2 separate regions of the Homo sapiens genome follow, and region 1 is linked to region 2. A link is a loop called in an ENCODE intact Hi-C map of the cell type or tissue named here. Cell type or tissue: A673. All regions are shown on one strand.

Region 1 (8,000 bases), 980 kb before region 2:
GAGAGATCCTGATGGGGAGATAGTCTCACAGTAGCCCACTGAAATACCTTGAACACATCAGCATGCACAAGGAAAATAAAAGGAGTCAGCTTGCAGGAACCCTGGGAGGGCAGTGGTGTAAAACATTGCCACGGATGCTACAGGTTTACAATGCAAGGATGAGGTAGATCTCTTGCCCTAACATGGTACCGGGCACACCATAGGTGCTCAGTAATCATTTGCGGGAAAAGTAAACGTGTCTAGTTGAAATAGCAATGCAGTCTCTCTTTAGCAAGCCTATACTCCAGTGTGTGTGCATCCCCCCACAGTGACACCAGGCAGAAGAATCTGACAAGTGTCTATTCACCTCCTCTCACCTCCTCTGGGAGGGTAGTGAAAAGACACGGTGTGAAGTTCTAGCCCTGGAGACTCAGATTAGACAAATAATCACTAGCCTGGCATCCAGAGCCGCGATGGTCAGAAGAGCAATTTTATTTAAGTCACTTTCTAATAGGAGTTGAAGCGTCTTGAAAAGTGAGGTTTTCAAAGGCTCCTCTGGGGAGGCAATTGTCAAAAACACACAGCAGGCAACCTTGCTTTCGACACATTCAAAGCCACTTTTTAAAGACAATCCTTTTCTTCTCTGTACCACTTGGGATTGAAAATGCATTTAGCACAAACCACCAGAAGCAGAAACAGCGTTGGATAAGAAACGCGACCGACATTGTGGCAAGCACGGGGAACTGCAACAGAATCTGATCAGGCTGGCACCACTCAGACATGCACAAGGAAAGAGGCAATGGCAGGCAGCATATCTACTGTCCCTCAGCCTCTGGGGTCTGGAGTCAGCGAAAGTAGGGGGTGAGGTGTAACCACAGCCGTTGCTGGAAGTCCCTTGCAAGACTCCGGATTCTGAGTTCTCACACTGAGAGTGGCAGCTGATTTCTAAACAAGCAGATGACAGAACACAGGACCTCCCTCTGTGTCTCCCTGAAGATCTGAATCTGACCATAAACCATCCGACTCACAAAGCCCTTTAATTAAAAGCCCAAGGGCCCAGAGCTAATTCGAGATGTGGCAAGACCCAGTGGCTTCTCAAGCACCAGAACTGTGAGCAGATTAATGGGGATAATTTCGCCCTTCCTGGTCTATAAATGACAACTCACTCAGATGCACTGAATGCCAGAGCTGGAAGCCACCTGGGCAACTCTCTGCCCAGCCCCTTGCTTTGTGAATGAGGAGCTCATGGTCCAGGATAGGAGGCCAACTGCCCCAGGCCCGGTCCCGAGTTTCTTACTGACTTTCAGCTAAATGCAGCTTTCTTGGTGTCCAGTGCTGAGTCACCTATCTATTCAGAGAAAATGTTTTTGTTGAGGTCTCTACACTCCCTCTGCAAGGCTTACTCAGAACTCCGGACAAGCTGGTTACAATCCATCTGGGACCTAGGGCCACAGGTTGGAAGTAGGACAACTTCAGGGAAAGAAATTACCCCTGCCTGGGCAACGTAGTAAGATCCTATCTCTCCCCCAACCCCTTGCCAAAAAAAAAAATAAGAAAGAAATACAAAACATTAGCTGGGCATGGTGGCATGCGCCTGTAGTTCCAGCTACTAGGAAGGCTGAGGTGGCAGAATCACCTGAGCCTGGGAAGTTGAGGCTGCAGTGAGCCATGATCATGCCTCTGTACTCCAGCCTGGGTGACAGAGCAAGACCCCATTTCAAACAACAAAAAATAGAAAAGAAATTTCCAAAACCCCCACACACCAGGAGCTGGCTATCTCCTGGGCTGAGTTTGGCCCCTTTCATCACTCCTCTGTCATTCATTCCTCACATCCACATCCCAGCACAGTGGATCTTGTGATGCCCAGGCTGAGTGAGATAAAGAAATCTGTTTGGCCAAACAGCTAATGGATTTCTTTGATTGCAGTGCTCATCAAACTCTTTTCTTTTTAACTTAAAAGTTGTAATATCTAAAGCAGCAACAAGATGACTTCTAGGGACTGAGTGTTTGTATCCCCCTAAATTCATAGGTTGGAGCCTAAATTCCCAATGTAATGGTATTTGGAGGTGAGGGAAGATTCTTTGGGAAGAATCAGGTCATGAGGATGGAGCTTTGTGAATAAGATTAGTGGCCTTCTCAAAAGAGACACAACAGAGATGATGTTTTTCTCTCTTCACCATATGAGGATGCAATGAGGAAACAGCCATCTGCAAGCCAGGAAGCCAGCCCTCACCAGACACCAGGTCTGCCCACATCTTGATCTTGGACTTCACAGCCTCCAGAACCGTGAGAAATGTATTTCTGTTATTTAAGTACTCCAGTCTATGTAATCTGTTACAGTATCCTGAACTGACTAAGCCAATGACTTCTTCAGTAATGACAAAATAATTTTGCCACATATTATTAATTAACAAACCCCTAATATATTGGATTGCAAACTTGAATTTTTTTATGCTAATAATGGCAAATACTTATGCATATGATTTATGTACCTTTCATTATACAAAATAATCTCTCATTAACAAAATAGCTTCAAGTAGCATCTACCACTCTCATTTTACTGATGCAGAGACAAAGGTCCAGAGTGCTCAGGTGAATTTTCTGACATCACACAGCCAGTCAATGGCAGAAGGGTGTCTGATCCTGAACTCTGTGTCCTTCACCAGGGACTGTGTCCACTTAGGGACCAATCAGATGCCACAGACCCTGGAAATCAGTATGTTTCATTAACATGTCTGCTAAGTGTGGTGCTGAGGGCCTGGGTAACGGGGGGTGATGGGTGGGGTGGCAGTTGTGACCTCATCTTGGGGTTTGGAAGGAGCCACACACCTGAATAGCACACAGTTACCGAAGCCTACCTGTTAGGTAAAGCCTTTGAGGTTCATTCAGACAGAGGAGCAGTAAGAAGGAGAAGGAATCTCACTGGAGCCCACCCTGCAGGCTGTTACTGGTTTCCTGAATTTCTTCCACCCCTGGGGATGAAGATTCAGAGAACAAGGTATGGTACCTCCATCTTGTTTGCTAACAGCCCGTAAGCTTCCAGGAAATATAAACACAGGAAATGACGATTAAGTACAGTGTGGCAGTTGCACAGGCTGGTGTGGAAGCATCCGTGGTGGGCACCGGACTCCACCTGTGTGATGGGATCTGGCCGGGAAAAGCTTCCTGGAGGGGCTGGGGCCTAATCAGAGTGTGAATTCCATGCACCACTAAGGGATGCTGTGAGGATGTGAAGTAGGAATAGGGTGTTCAGGCACAGAGCACGGGCCTTGAAAATGAACAAGTGACAAACCTCCTCATGTGAGGAACTCTGCATGAAGGGGTGTGGCTGGAGCATAAGAAATTGATGGGTTGGACTGGGAGGGAGGCTTGCACCGCACATGAGGCAGGGGCTGGGCGGACCACAGAGGGCCTAGCAAATACTTGTAAAGGAATCTGCATTTTGAACGTAGGGTTTTACCTTTTATTATTTTGCAGAGACAGGGTGCTATTGTCAGGTTTGTATTTTATATCGTGTGAGTGTGGAGTGTTGTGTGTGTAGATCTATATCTGTATCTATGTAATATCACTACTCTGGCAGTAGTGCCCTTACTCAAGTGACTTCACCAAGCCTTCAATTATTTTCTCTCTAAAATGGGAAAAACATGATGTGCCCTCCATATCTCAAAAGTGTTATAAGAATAAAGTGAGATAATTAATAAATAATTATTAAAGATTAAGAAAACGACAAACTTACATAAATAATTATATCTGGATTCTCTCAAGGCTGCATACAGAAAATCTCAGAACTTTAAAATATCCACTTCAAAAGAATAAATTGGGAGGGAGAGTATGAAGCATGGAGCGGAGAAAGCCACTTCCTGCAGCTGTCGCTGTTACTGTCTGGAAGGCCCTGCCCAGCAATGCACTCTGGTAATCGCTCGTCCTCGTCTCCCATGTTCTGGGCTAACTTTCTGATCCATCCAATAGCGGTAAGGAAGCAAAATACCAAGACCCTCAAACCCACCTTTCTTATTTCGCCAATGAATGTATGTTTCCAATTTTAGATAAAAGAATGACTTTCACAAAGCTCTTCCTGAATCTTAGAGAATAATAAATAGATAGGCAAAGAATATCTGATATTCAGATGAAATGGCAAGGTCTTTGTCTTACACGATGGGCACAGAAATGCCCAGTTGATTTCAGTTTCCCTCTTTCAATCTGCCCTCACCCTGGATGTATTTGACTCCAGCTAAAAGAAGGCAAGACCAGTGGAAGCAGCCTGCTGCCTAAGTACCTGCAGTGTGGGGCAGTCTGTGGAGGATAAAAGCCTCTTTCAGGAAGGAATGGTTTCCAACCACTGCACAATTACCTTTATTAGCATAACGTCCCATTGTGCATTTTGCAAAACACTTTCCCATTCCATCTCAGGAAGACTGCAGTGACAGAAATTGCTGCCACTGGGGGGAAGAGCGTGTCTGTAAAATTTAAACCATTGGGCATTTGTTCAAGACTCCTGGGAAATGATATCCCTTGATATATAATTCATAATAGCCTTAAAGCTTGCCCTACTTCTGACACATAGATGATATATTTTGGATAAGTCAGAGAGGGAGGAGGGAGAAAAATTACTTTCGAATGGCTCTGCTGTTCTTTGCCTTTTGAGTAAAGCCTGACAATATTTTGGACCACTCTTTTCCACCATAAGGGCTTCCCTTTAAGAGCTTTTTTATTTTATTTTTTATCTTTTAAATTGAAGAGGCAGCATATCATCCAGTTTCAGTTTTATCTTCTGTAACACCGGATAAAAGATGAGGCTGAATCCATCTGTTAGCACATACAGGCTGCAAACTGTGTGAATGCAGGCACACCCGCATGCATGCGCCTGCACGCACACACACACATCCTTGCAAAAAGGGGGAAAAATCCACACTTTTAAAAAATTTATCATCAGCAATCCTACCAATGCCGACTAGATAGCAGCACTTTTATCCTTTTATGGGCAGATTCAGGAGGAAGCCAGCCTCGCCCCCACAGAGGCTCTTCCCCCTGCACTGCCATAGGAATTGGGATGCTGGGACTGGCAGCAGGCCAGCCCCTCCCCCACAGCGCTAGGGTTCTAGCCTCCTGAAATCAGTGATGATACCATTGGGGGCCATAGCCTGCCATGCCCCAGCTGGCCCTGGCTGGGGACTGGGAGAACCACAAGGCATTGAGAGGGCTTCCATCTTCTGGCACAATTGGCCAAGCGACTAGGCTGGTTTTCTAGGGAAAATGGGCAGGCAGCCTGCCTAGATTTATGGAGGCAGAGTGGAGAGCCCCATCTGGTTGCTTGGCCTTTCCTCTGGTGCTGCTGGTTGGGTGGCACTGTGTATCGCCCTCTCTGGGCCTCCAGAGCTGCTTTTGCTCAAAATTACTGGTGATGCTGCAGGCACTGGATCAGATCAGGTGCAACAGAAGATCAGAGATTGGAGGCCAGAGATGACCTGGATGCGTCAGCTCTCACCTTTTTAGGTGGACACAGTGCAGGTAGAGAGTCCTGAAATGCACAGGGTTCTTTTGTTTCCTAAACACAGAAACTATGTTAATCACAGAGTTCCAAAAATAAGCAGCTTCATTTCATTAACGAGGTGAAGCTTGAGCACACATGGGCTTGGAAGAGGATGGGGTGGGGGTGGGGATGACAAGCACAAGGGACAGCCGAGGCCACTGACCTCAAAAGGCTGACGAGTTTCTCAGGGAGGGCCCAGGGACCCAGATCCACACCATGTGCCTATCCCTCTGGAGTGCTGAGCCCGTGAACTCTGATCCTACAGTGCCTCACATCCGCCCCCTCCTCTGCTCCCACTTCTGTTGCCCTAATTTAGGCCCTTATTATCTTTCTCCTGGACAGTTCTGCACACACAGCCAGATGACTCTTCCCAAAGCAGCACGGCTATTATTGCATCACTCTATGGCTCAAAAACCTTTAATGATTCCTCCACTGACTAAGAAATAAAGCCCAGCTTCTATTTTCTAAGGCCCTCTTCATTGAGTCCCTGGCCCAAATCCTAGCCTCATTCTCCGCTCTTCCTTCTCCTCCGTATGCCACGCCTTCAGCCCAGGGTCCCCTTTCCAGCCTTCCCACCTGCATGCCCTTACTCCTATATGCCCCTTTTTCTAAAATATTCTTCTTTCTCCTCCATTTGTTTAATTCTAAATCCTATCCAGCATTCAAGGCCGAATTTAAAGGCCACTTCAGCCATGGACTCAACCTTGACTCCCAGAGAAAATTTCTTTGTCCTCTGAACTCTCATAATTTTACTATCCCTCAATCCCTTTCTTTTGCTGTAACAGATTCTAGACACCTTGCTTTTCTCCTTAGGCTGTAAGACATCTGAGGGTAGAAAAATACCAAGTTTAACTTTGCATACTCATTCCATCTAGCACATGGGAGGTGCTCACCAATGTTGCATAAGCACACAAGTGAGCGTGCCTGCAGGATGGCAGACAGAAAAATGTTTTGCAGGAGATGCAGCAACATAAGCAGATCATGCCATGATGGCATGCAAAGGAGGCAGGCTGGGTGGGCTGGGGGTGAGAGCAGAGGACATGGTGATCTCCACGATGCTGAAGCCAATGGTCAACTCTCTCTTCATCTTTATTAAACCCATTAGCAATAATTGACACAATTGAGTTATCATCCCTTTTAGAAAGACTTTATTTACTTGATCTCTAGGAGGTCAGGGTCTCTTAATTTTCCTTCTAGTCAATGTGTGCTCCTTTTCAGTCTCTTTGGTTGCCTCTTTCTCTTTTTCTAAATTCTTAATATTGGCACTTCCCAGGACTTGGCCCTTCAGCCTCTCTACTTTATCAGGACTCACTCCTTTGGTGATCTTGCCTTAGTTTCACACCTTCAAATATCATCTCTATTTTGATAAATACCATATTTATATTTCCAGCTTTGACCTCTCCCTTGCCAGCAATAACCAGCAGTCTACTCAGAAGCTACACTCCAATGCCTAACTCAAACTCAGCGTGGCCCAAAACAGAACTCTTCCTCTTTCCTCCCAATCCTGCTCTACCCACATTATTTCTCATGTCAGCTAATGACAATTCCATCCTTCTAGTTGCTAGGACAAAAACAGTGAGTCATCTGAGCCTCCTCTTTATTTCACGCCCCAAATTCAATCTTTCAGAAAATTCTTTTGCCTTTACCTTGAAAATATATCCAGCGTCCCTGCATACCTTCCATACTAGTCCATCAAGAACACGCTGCCGCCAGGGTCCCCCAGTTCCACCCCTGACACCCTGTTGTTTTCTTGCCATAGAGTGGCCAGAGTGATGCCACTAAAATGTGAGTCCCACTGGGACCCTCCGCTAGAACACGCTCTCCAGCAGCACCCTTCATCAGACTCAGGGTGGACCCCCAGGACCTTGCCGACCTCATCCACAGCTACTCTTCTTCCTTTGTTCTATCAGGTCCATCACATTGGCCTCCTAGCTTGTCCTCAAATCTGTCAGTTCCACTGCCCTTTCTCTTTGCCTAGAATACATTTCTCCCAGATATATGTGTGCTCACTCCTTCACCTTTTAATAGTTTTTGCTCAAATGTCATTTTCTCAATGAGAACCATCCTGACCGCCCTTTTCAACTGCAATGGCCTTCCCTGCAACAGCCATAATCTCCTTGGTTCGGCTCCATTTTTCCCATTGACCTTTTGACCTTCTAATATACTAGAAGGCAATAAATATTCCTTTATTACCTTACCTTAAAGTTATTATTATTATTTATAATAGTATACTATATATAATAATATAATTATTACCTAAATAAGATAAATACATTACTTTAGTACTTTTTTCTTAATGTTATTACCATAATAAAATATTATTATTGTTACTTTAACATTATTAAAGTTATTATTTAGTATCTACATTTTTTCCTTAACTGATATGTCTTATCCTTACTGCCTAGAGCTATGCCTGGCATGAAGTAGGCATTCAATAAATATCTGTCAAATACAGGAATGAATCACTTTAGTCGTTCATCCTTGAACCGTA
Region 2 (8,000 bases):
CTCTACCTTTCTCCAGGGAAGAATAGGTGTGGTTTCCAGTGGCACAGTTCAAGCATGGCAGCACCTTTCTTACCCCAGAAAGCAGCAGTACCCGGGGAAAGAATATGGGGAGGGGGATAAGGGAAGTGTGAGAGGACCAGCTCTTGTCCTGGTACCTGCTAAGCAGAGGAGGAGTTTGGTGGTCAATGTTGCTGTCTGTGCTCAAGGATGTAGTCACCTGGTGTATCAGTTTCCTACTGCTGCTGTAACAAGTTACTACAAACTGATGGCTTAAAACAACACAAATGTATTATCTTACACTTTTGGGGGCCAGAAATCTGAAACAGATTTCATTAGGCTTGGGTTTCTTTTGGAGGTTCTAGGAGAGAATCCATTCCCTTACCTTTCTCACCTCCTCAAGGCTGTTCTCATTTGGAGGCTTGAGACCCCTCCTCCATCTTTAAATTCTGCTGCTTAGCATCTTCAAATCTCTGCCTGCTTTGCTTACACTGTCACGTCCCCTTCTCTGACTCTTGTAAGGACTCTGTGATTACACTGGGTTCATCTGGATAATCCAGAAATAATTTCCACATTTGCAGGTCATTAACTTAATCACATCTGCAAAGTCCCTTTTGCCATGTAAGGTAACATATTCACAGACTTCAGGGGTTCGAATGTAGACATCTCTGAGGGGAGAGCATCATTCTGCCTCCTCTGCCCAGGTTCTGTGAATATGGGCCCTCAATAACCATTATTGTAAGAGTAATAATAATATTTCCGACAGACTGAGCACCTAACATGTGATAAGCACTCTGCTAGATTTTTACACATATTAACTGATTTAATCCTCACTAAAGCTCTACAAGGATGCCTTAATTATCCACATTTACACATGAAGAAATTAGACATGAGGAGTTCAGTGAATTGGGCCAGTGGGCTTAGGTAAGGAAGGCAGAGGAGGGAATGGCTCCAGGCATATGTTTTTTCCATATGTCACCAGAAAATTCCCCCAGCACTTTGGTCCTACTGCTGCTTGTAATCATTCTCTCATGATCCAGTGAATCAGTGGTGGGGTCGGGGTTGGGAAGAGAAGCTTCCAAAGAGAATCTGACAGTCAGGGGCGAAGGAAGAGAGCCAATACTGAATAACCACTGTGTGCCACACGGCAGGGGCTCTCCCAGGATGCTTCACAAGCTCCTCACAAGGTCCAAGAGGCTGCCATCTCCCCAGTTTTACAGAGGATACCACCAGTGCCCAAAGAGGTTATGCAGCTTATTTGAAGTAATACAGCTAATAAGTAACACAACTGAAATTGGATCTGGTCTTCTCTGAATCCAGAATCAGCATTCTTCCTTCTTTTATCTGTCTTTAACCAAGTTACCCACATGGTGGAGGCCTGGGTATAGGTAGAGAGCGGGCAATCTTGGTCCATCTTCTCAGCAGGCTAATTTTTCTTGGAGATTGAGGGGTGGTTTTTTAAGTTAACTAACTGATGGGTTTTGCAAACACATTTCAGTTTTTAAAAGGAGACATTTTAGGGCACATAACACATATTTTACATGAATATTAACTCAAATGCGAAACTTCAGACTCAGCAGCCCCCGAGCCTTCTGAGGTCTCAGGTATTTTCTACTCTTAAGGGTGCTTTGGTGGAAAGTTTGGGCACTGGACCTCAACTTGTTCAATTTTCCCTTATTTGCCTTTTTAGAAAAGGCAGCTTCTAGGCAGGAAAGTAGAGAAACCAGGTCACAAACAGTATTAGAACTCATGGTCCTGACTCCCCATCCAGGGCTCCCTCCTTGTGCTCCATCATTTGCCTCCCTCCTTATGCATTTCCTCACCTGAGGAATGAGGGTAACGTATTCATTCACTGAATAAAGATTTATTGGGCATATACTATGATCAGGAATGGTACTAGACACCGGGGATTCAAATAATTTGTTTGTTACAGTCTTAAAAAAAAAAAAATGCAATCCCCCCCCAAAAGGCCCCCAGCAATGTTACAGGGCCATTCTAAGTGATTACAATAATGTGTGGTGGAGTCATGCCCAGGGTCTTGAGAGGGCATAGGGGAAGGGCACTTGCCCTAGCTTGGAGTTCAATCTTTCTATATGAACTGAGTGCTAGAGCATCTGTAAGAAAATGCCAGGAGATAGAAAGCATTTGAGAGGGAGGCCTTCCTGCAATGGGGAAAGCATGGAGGTAAGAAATTACAGGTCATATCCTGGAAGGCACATTGGGAAACACAGAAGTTCATTTTGCTCATGCCTAATGTGTCCGTCAGGCAGAGAGGGTACCACTGTATGAACGGGCAAAACCCTGGAGACGTGAGCCAGGCCCTTCTCATGGGGATCCAACTCCAGAAAGTGATGAAAAACCAGTGAAGGGTTTTAAGTAGCATGGGTAGGATGGCTTCATGGAATTTTCTAAGTGGTTCATTCTGGAAGCAGTCTGGACAAGGGATTGGCAAAGCGAGAAGGGCAGGCTAGAGGCAGAAATACCAGCAGGAACCTGGAGGGTATCCAGATGGGAGGTGCAGGGGCCCCGCCTCCTCATTCTCAGGGAAGATCTGCTGTGCTTTCAGTGCGCCTCCCACGTGGAAGGCTTCTGGATGGGGGACTCGAGCTGCCTCCAGCCCAGGATTCCTCACCCACAGACGAAGCCTCTAATTAAAACAAAGGGGCCACAGTAGAATGCAGTCATCACTCTTCCCCTGAGAAAGTGGGTGGGAAGGTGAGCATTATGCTATTCATGATATTATCTTTTGAGAAAAAGAATTCCACACCCACTATTGTCTTTTATCGAGTGACGCTACAAATTGATTCTAAGCCTCAGAAATAAAAGAGGGTATAATATAGTACAAAAAAAAATTGCAAAGATCATACAACCTTCATCTGCTAGTGTAAAACAGTACAGACTAACCCCGATAAATTCAGAAAAAAAGTAGAATGAAACCTCTCAATTTAAACTCACTGGGGAGGGCTAATTTGAATTTTACATTGTTTCAAAGGAATGCTACTTCTTCCTCTCACATCCAAGCATAATAAAACCTTAAGAGAATATTTGTGTAATCAAATGCTGATGAGTAGAATAAAGCAAGTTAATAGGAAAACTATAATAGACTTATGGTTACATAATGGTGAGTCATGAGCAGTATGGTCATTTTTATATACAAGAATGAACTTGATGAAGGAAAGCTACTTTAAAAACAATACCTAGCATATCACTTAACAGGGAATCTCACCAGGCAGCCCTATAAAAATCAGCAGTTTCTTTCTCTAAAAATCAACAGTTTCTTCCTTCCTTCCTTTCTCTCTCTCTTTCTTTCTTTCCTTCTTTTTCTTTCTTTCTTTTCTTTCTTTCTTCCTCTTTCTTTTTTTCTCTCTCTCTTTTTCTTTCTTTCTCCTTTTCTTTTCTCTTTTCTTTTCTTTCTGAGACACAGTCTCACTCTGTCACCCAGACTAGAGTGCAATGACACAATCTCATCTCACTGCAACCTCTACCTCCCGGGTTCAAGCAATTCTCCCACCTCAGCCTCCCGAGTAGCTGGGTCTACAGGCGCACAACACCACACCCAGATAATTTTTGTATTTATTGGTATAAACAGTGTTTCACCATGTTGGCCAGGCTGGTCTCGAACTCCTGACCTCAAGTTATCTGCCCGCCTCAGCTTCCTAAAGTGCTGGGATTATAGGCATGAGCCACCGTGCCTCTACTCTTTTGTTTTATTTTTTAATAGAGAGGAGATGTCATTTTGTCACCCAGGCTGGAGTGCAATGGCACAATCATAGCTCAGTACAGCCTCGAACCCCTGGGCTCAAGCAACCCTCTTGTCTCTGCCTTCTGGGTAGCTGGGATTATAGGCACTTGCCACCACACTTGGCTAATTTTTTTGTTGTTGTTTCAAATATTTGTAGAGACAGGGTCTTGCTATGTTGACCAAGCTGGTATGGTACTCTGATCCTCCAGCCTCAGCCTCCCAAAGCAATGAGATTATAGGAATGAGCCACCGCACCCAGCCAAAACTAACAGTTCCAGGGGAGCGTCCTGATTTTTAGACTGGATTCTTCTGGGCTGCTGGGAAGATCCTGGTGAGTCATAATGAGAGAGGCTGGGCTGATAGTGAAGTTTGCCTCATGTCCTCATTCTCCTCAATTTTTCTGAGTCCCTCTCCTTGCCTTCCTTTTCCACTCATCTATCACAGACATCAAATCCAGAGGTATTCCAAAGCAGGCAGCCTTCTACTAGCTCATCCTACAAATTTTACCTCTGAACATGAACATAAAAATCTTCAGACTCTATCTCAAAAAAAAAAAAAAAATCAGGCTGGGCATGGTGCCTCACGCGTGTAATCCCAGCACTTTGGGAGCCCTTGAGGTCAGGAGCTCGAGACCAGCCTGGCCAACATGGTGAAACCCTGTCTGTACTAAAAATACAAAAATTAGCCAGGCATGGTGGCGGGTGCCTGTAATCCCAGCTACTTGGGAGGCTGAGGCAGGAGAATCACTTAAACCCAGGAGGCGGAGGTCGCAGTGAGCCAAGATCGCGCCACTACACTCCAGCCTGGGCAACAGAGCCAGGCTACATCTCAAAAAAAAAAAAGAAAGAAAGAAAAGAAAGAAAGAAAAGAAAGAAAGAAAGAAAGAAAGAAAGAAAGAAAGAAAGAAAGAAAGAAAGAAAGAAAGAAAGAAAGAAAAGAAAGAAAGATCTTCAATGAATCCTAGTAATGTTGCAGCACTTTCTCCTTAGCTCAGCTAAAACCAGGCTCTTGTCATATGACCAGGAAAGATTAGGCTCATGGACACATAGAAGTGTGAGGAAAATGGAATTCACTGGGTGAAAAGGAAAAAGACATAAAAACTCAGCAAAGCAACAGGGGGCCTTGCCAACAACTTCCTGCCTCACAGATCAAATCCCAGGTCCCCACACAGGAACAGGAGAGGCCAGGCTCCTCCCTGCTGCAAACGGCGTGAACTTCCAGCTGGTCCTCCCAGTGCACAGGAGGGCTCCAATCCACTGTGGCCATGTCCAAACCACCCTGGGCAGGTTCCCTCATCTACACAAAAGCATCTGGTATAAACACTTGTGGGGTGGGTTAGAGATTCTCCAGGGATCCTTTTTTATCTGTCTCAGTAATCCATAGCTAGTGCATATTAAAGCAATCATCCACCACAATGAGATAAGCTTGTTAGTTGGCCAGGAGTTTAAGGACAGTTTAACATTACAAATGCTATAAATACTTCATAATTATATCAATATCTTAAAAAAAATTGAATAGATGTAATTAAATATGAATTTAAAATCATTCTAAAGTCCACTTCGAAGAGTAAAGAGCTGAGAGAGACCAGCTGACTTGTAAGTAAGTAGGATACTTGTTCTGTCATAAATGAAAACATGCTTTACAACTTCAGTAATTAAAACAGTACGGTATTGATGCCACAACAGAAAAATGGCAAGAACAGTTAAATCAGAGCAACCCCGGCTGGGCACGGTGGCTCACGTCTGTAATCCCAGCACTTTGGGAGACCAATGTGGGCAGATCACAAGGTCAGGAGATCGAGACCATCCTGGCTAACACGGCGAAACCCCGTCTCTACTAAAAATACAAAAAAATTAGCAGGGAGTGGTGGCAGGTGCCTGTAGTCCCAGCTACTCGGGAGGCTGAGGCAGGAGAATGGCGTGAACCTGGGAGGCGGAGCTTGCAGTGAGCCAAGATCATGCCACTGCACTGCAGCCTGGGCGACAGAGTGAGACTCCATCTCAAAAAAAAAAAAAAAAAAAAAAATCAGAGCAACCCCTAGCATATATAAGAATGGAAAATATGCTCAAATGCTATCATAGACTAAAGGCTGCTGGGATATCCAGTTGAATTTTTGTGGAGAGTGGAACATAAATTCAGATCCTCTCCTTCCACCAGACACCAAATAAATTCCAGATAAATTAAAGAATTAATAGCTTACATTAAATAATAAGGAAACAGAAGTGACTGTTAATTGATTCCCTGGTGAGGATGGCTTCTAAGAGTAAACGTGATGGGAAATATCTGTTAGATTCATAGTGTCGCTAGCTACAACTTAAGGTAGTGTAGGTCCAAACGTGCCACAGGCCAAATTCAAGTCCAAGAACCAACTGGAATTCTGTGATAGAAACACATTATGGTGAATTATCATGAGGACTAAAGGAGCAGATCAGGAACTCTAATTTCTGCAAGGAAACTTCAAGGAAGACACAGAGCACAGTCTCCTACACTTGTTTCTGTGTTAAAAGCCAGGGTTGATTTTGGCTGATCAATTTCAGCAGTGCTTTTAGGGAACAATGCCTGTGTGGACAGCTGGGGCCAGTGTGTGATTATCTCCAGGTCTGAGGCTCACTCGCTGGGAAACCATGGATTCGTCACCTCATCTCTCTGTGCCTTTTGTCTCATGCATAAAATGTGAAAAGGAACAAATGTAATAGGCAGAAAAATGTGTCCCCCCTTCACCCCAAGGTATACATGTCCTAACCCCTAGAATTTGTGAAAATATTATGTTACATGGCAAAGGTCATTTATGGTAGTAGATAGAACTAAGGTTACTAATCAGCTAACCTGAATATAGGGAGAGCATTCTGTATTATCCAGGTGGGCTCAATGTAATCACAAGCGTCCTTAAAGTGAAAGAGGGAGGCAGAAGGGAAGGTTGGAGTGACTCAATGTGAGGATTCCGTCTGCCACCACTGCTTTTGAAGAAGGAGGAAGGGGCCACAAGTGAAGGAATGCAGGCAGCCTCTTAGAGCCAGAGAAGGAGAGGGGGTGGAATCCACTCCCCTGAAGCCTCCAGAAGGGAATGTAGCTCTGCCAACACTTTGATGGTAACCCAGAGAAGACCCATGTCAGACTTCCAACTCCCAGAACTATAAGATAATGAATGTATTGCTTTAAACCAAAATGGTCGAGGTAATGTGTTACAGCAGCAACAGGTAATATTCAAATAATTAAGATAATTAAATGAGAAAACGCCTGTGTGAAATGTCTACTATGGGGCTCGATATGGTTTGGCTCTGTGTCCCCACCCAAATCACATCTTGAATTATACTCCCATAATTCCCACGTGTTTTGGGGGACCTGGTGGGAGATAACTGAATCATGGGGGCAGTCTCCCCCATACTGTTCTTGTGGTGGTGAATAAGTCTCACGAGCTCTGATGGTTTTATCAGGGGTTTCCGCTTTTGCATCTTCCTCATTCTCTCTTTGCCTGCTGCCATCCATGTAAGACAGGACTTGTTCCTCCTTGCCTTCCACCATAATTGTGAGGCTTCCCCAGCCACGTGGAACTCTAACTCCAATTAAACCTCTTTTGTAAATTGCCCAGTCTCGAGTATGTCTTTATCAGCAGTGTGAAAACAGACTAATACAGGGCTCAGTTCAAAGTACCCTGGTTACCATGCCAGTAGCAGCTGGCGTGGGCTTGATATTGGAAACCAGGTTTCCTGAAATCTCTACTCCTGAACATACAAATGTGAAATTATTTTTTCCTTATAATTCCATATAGCAATTGTGCTATGATGAACTATTATCTCCTTTGTAATAGTTGCTTTGACAGCATCTTGGCAAGATTCCCTAAATTAGCGACACTCTCTGTTATTGGTTATCAGAACAGACTCATTTCAGGTATTTAAGACAGTCTTACTCATTTTAAAAAATTCCACCTCCAGCTCAGTTCAGTGCTCTCCTTCCCTCCCCAGCACAGGCTGCCTTGTCTGTGGCTGCAGTTAGGAGGCAGGGGCTGGGGGCGGGACAATGTGTCAAGGATCAGCACTTGGCACCCACCCCTTCCTCTACTACTAAGCAGCTCCTCCACTCCTTCATGTATTGAGGCAGGGAAGATATAGAGAAAAGGGAATTTCAGTAAGTTCCTTACGGAACTAGGCCAGGTTACAGCATCTCCTTAGCTGATTTTTTTTTTTTTTTTTTTTTTTGAGATCTCAGCGCACTACAACCTCCGCCTTCCCGGTTCAAGTGATTCTCCTGCCTCAGCCTCCTA

What was found. Hi-C counts contacts between places; a loop is a spot of excess contacts. Peaks named below come from ENCODE experiments on the same cell type or tissue, not always from the same donor. Only the 100,000 strongest peaks of a DNase experiment are listed, where the experiment ranks them.
Region 1: it touches region 2 in a loop (3-fold over the local background); 1 of 110 quality-filtered maps calls a loop at or near these places.

What each region holds. Positions count from the first base shown.
Region 1 is chr2:16,635,278-16,643,277 of GRCh38, forward strand. The region is part of intron 1 of CYRIA (CYFIP related Rac1 interactor A); the gene reads right to left. Among named protein-coding and RNA genes, the nearest start is that of CYRIA, 27 kb to the right of the region's middle. In A673, CTCF peaks have their summits at 694 and 4,406 (motif pointing right); DNase peaks (open chromatin) are centred at 984, 3,874, 4,394 and 4,894; H3K4me3 peaks cover 946 bases; H3K27ac peaks cover 7,379 bases.
Region 2 is chr2:17,617,929-17,625,928 of GRCh38, forward strand. All of the region lies in intron 2 of VSNL1 (visinin like 1), which reads left to right. Among named protein-coding and RNA genes, the nearest start is that of VSNL1, 81 kb to the left of the region's middle. In A673, no CTCF peak of the experiment used is centred here; DNase peaks (open chromatin) are centred at 2,553, 3,093 and 4,863; H3K27ac peaks cover 1,624 bases.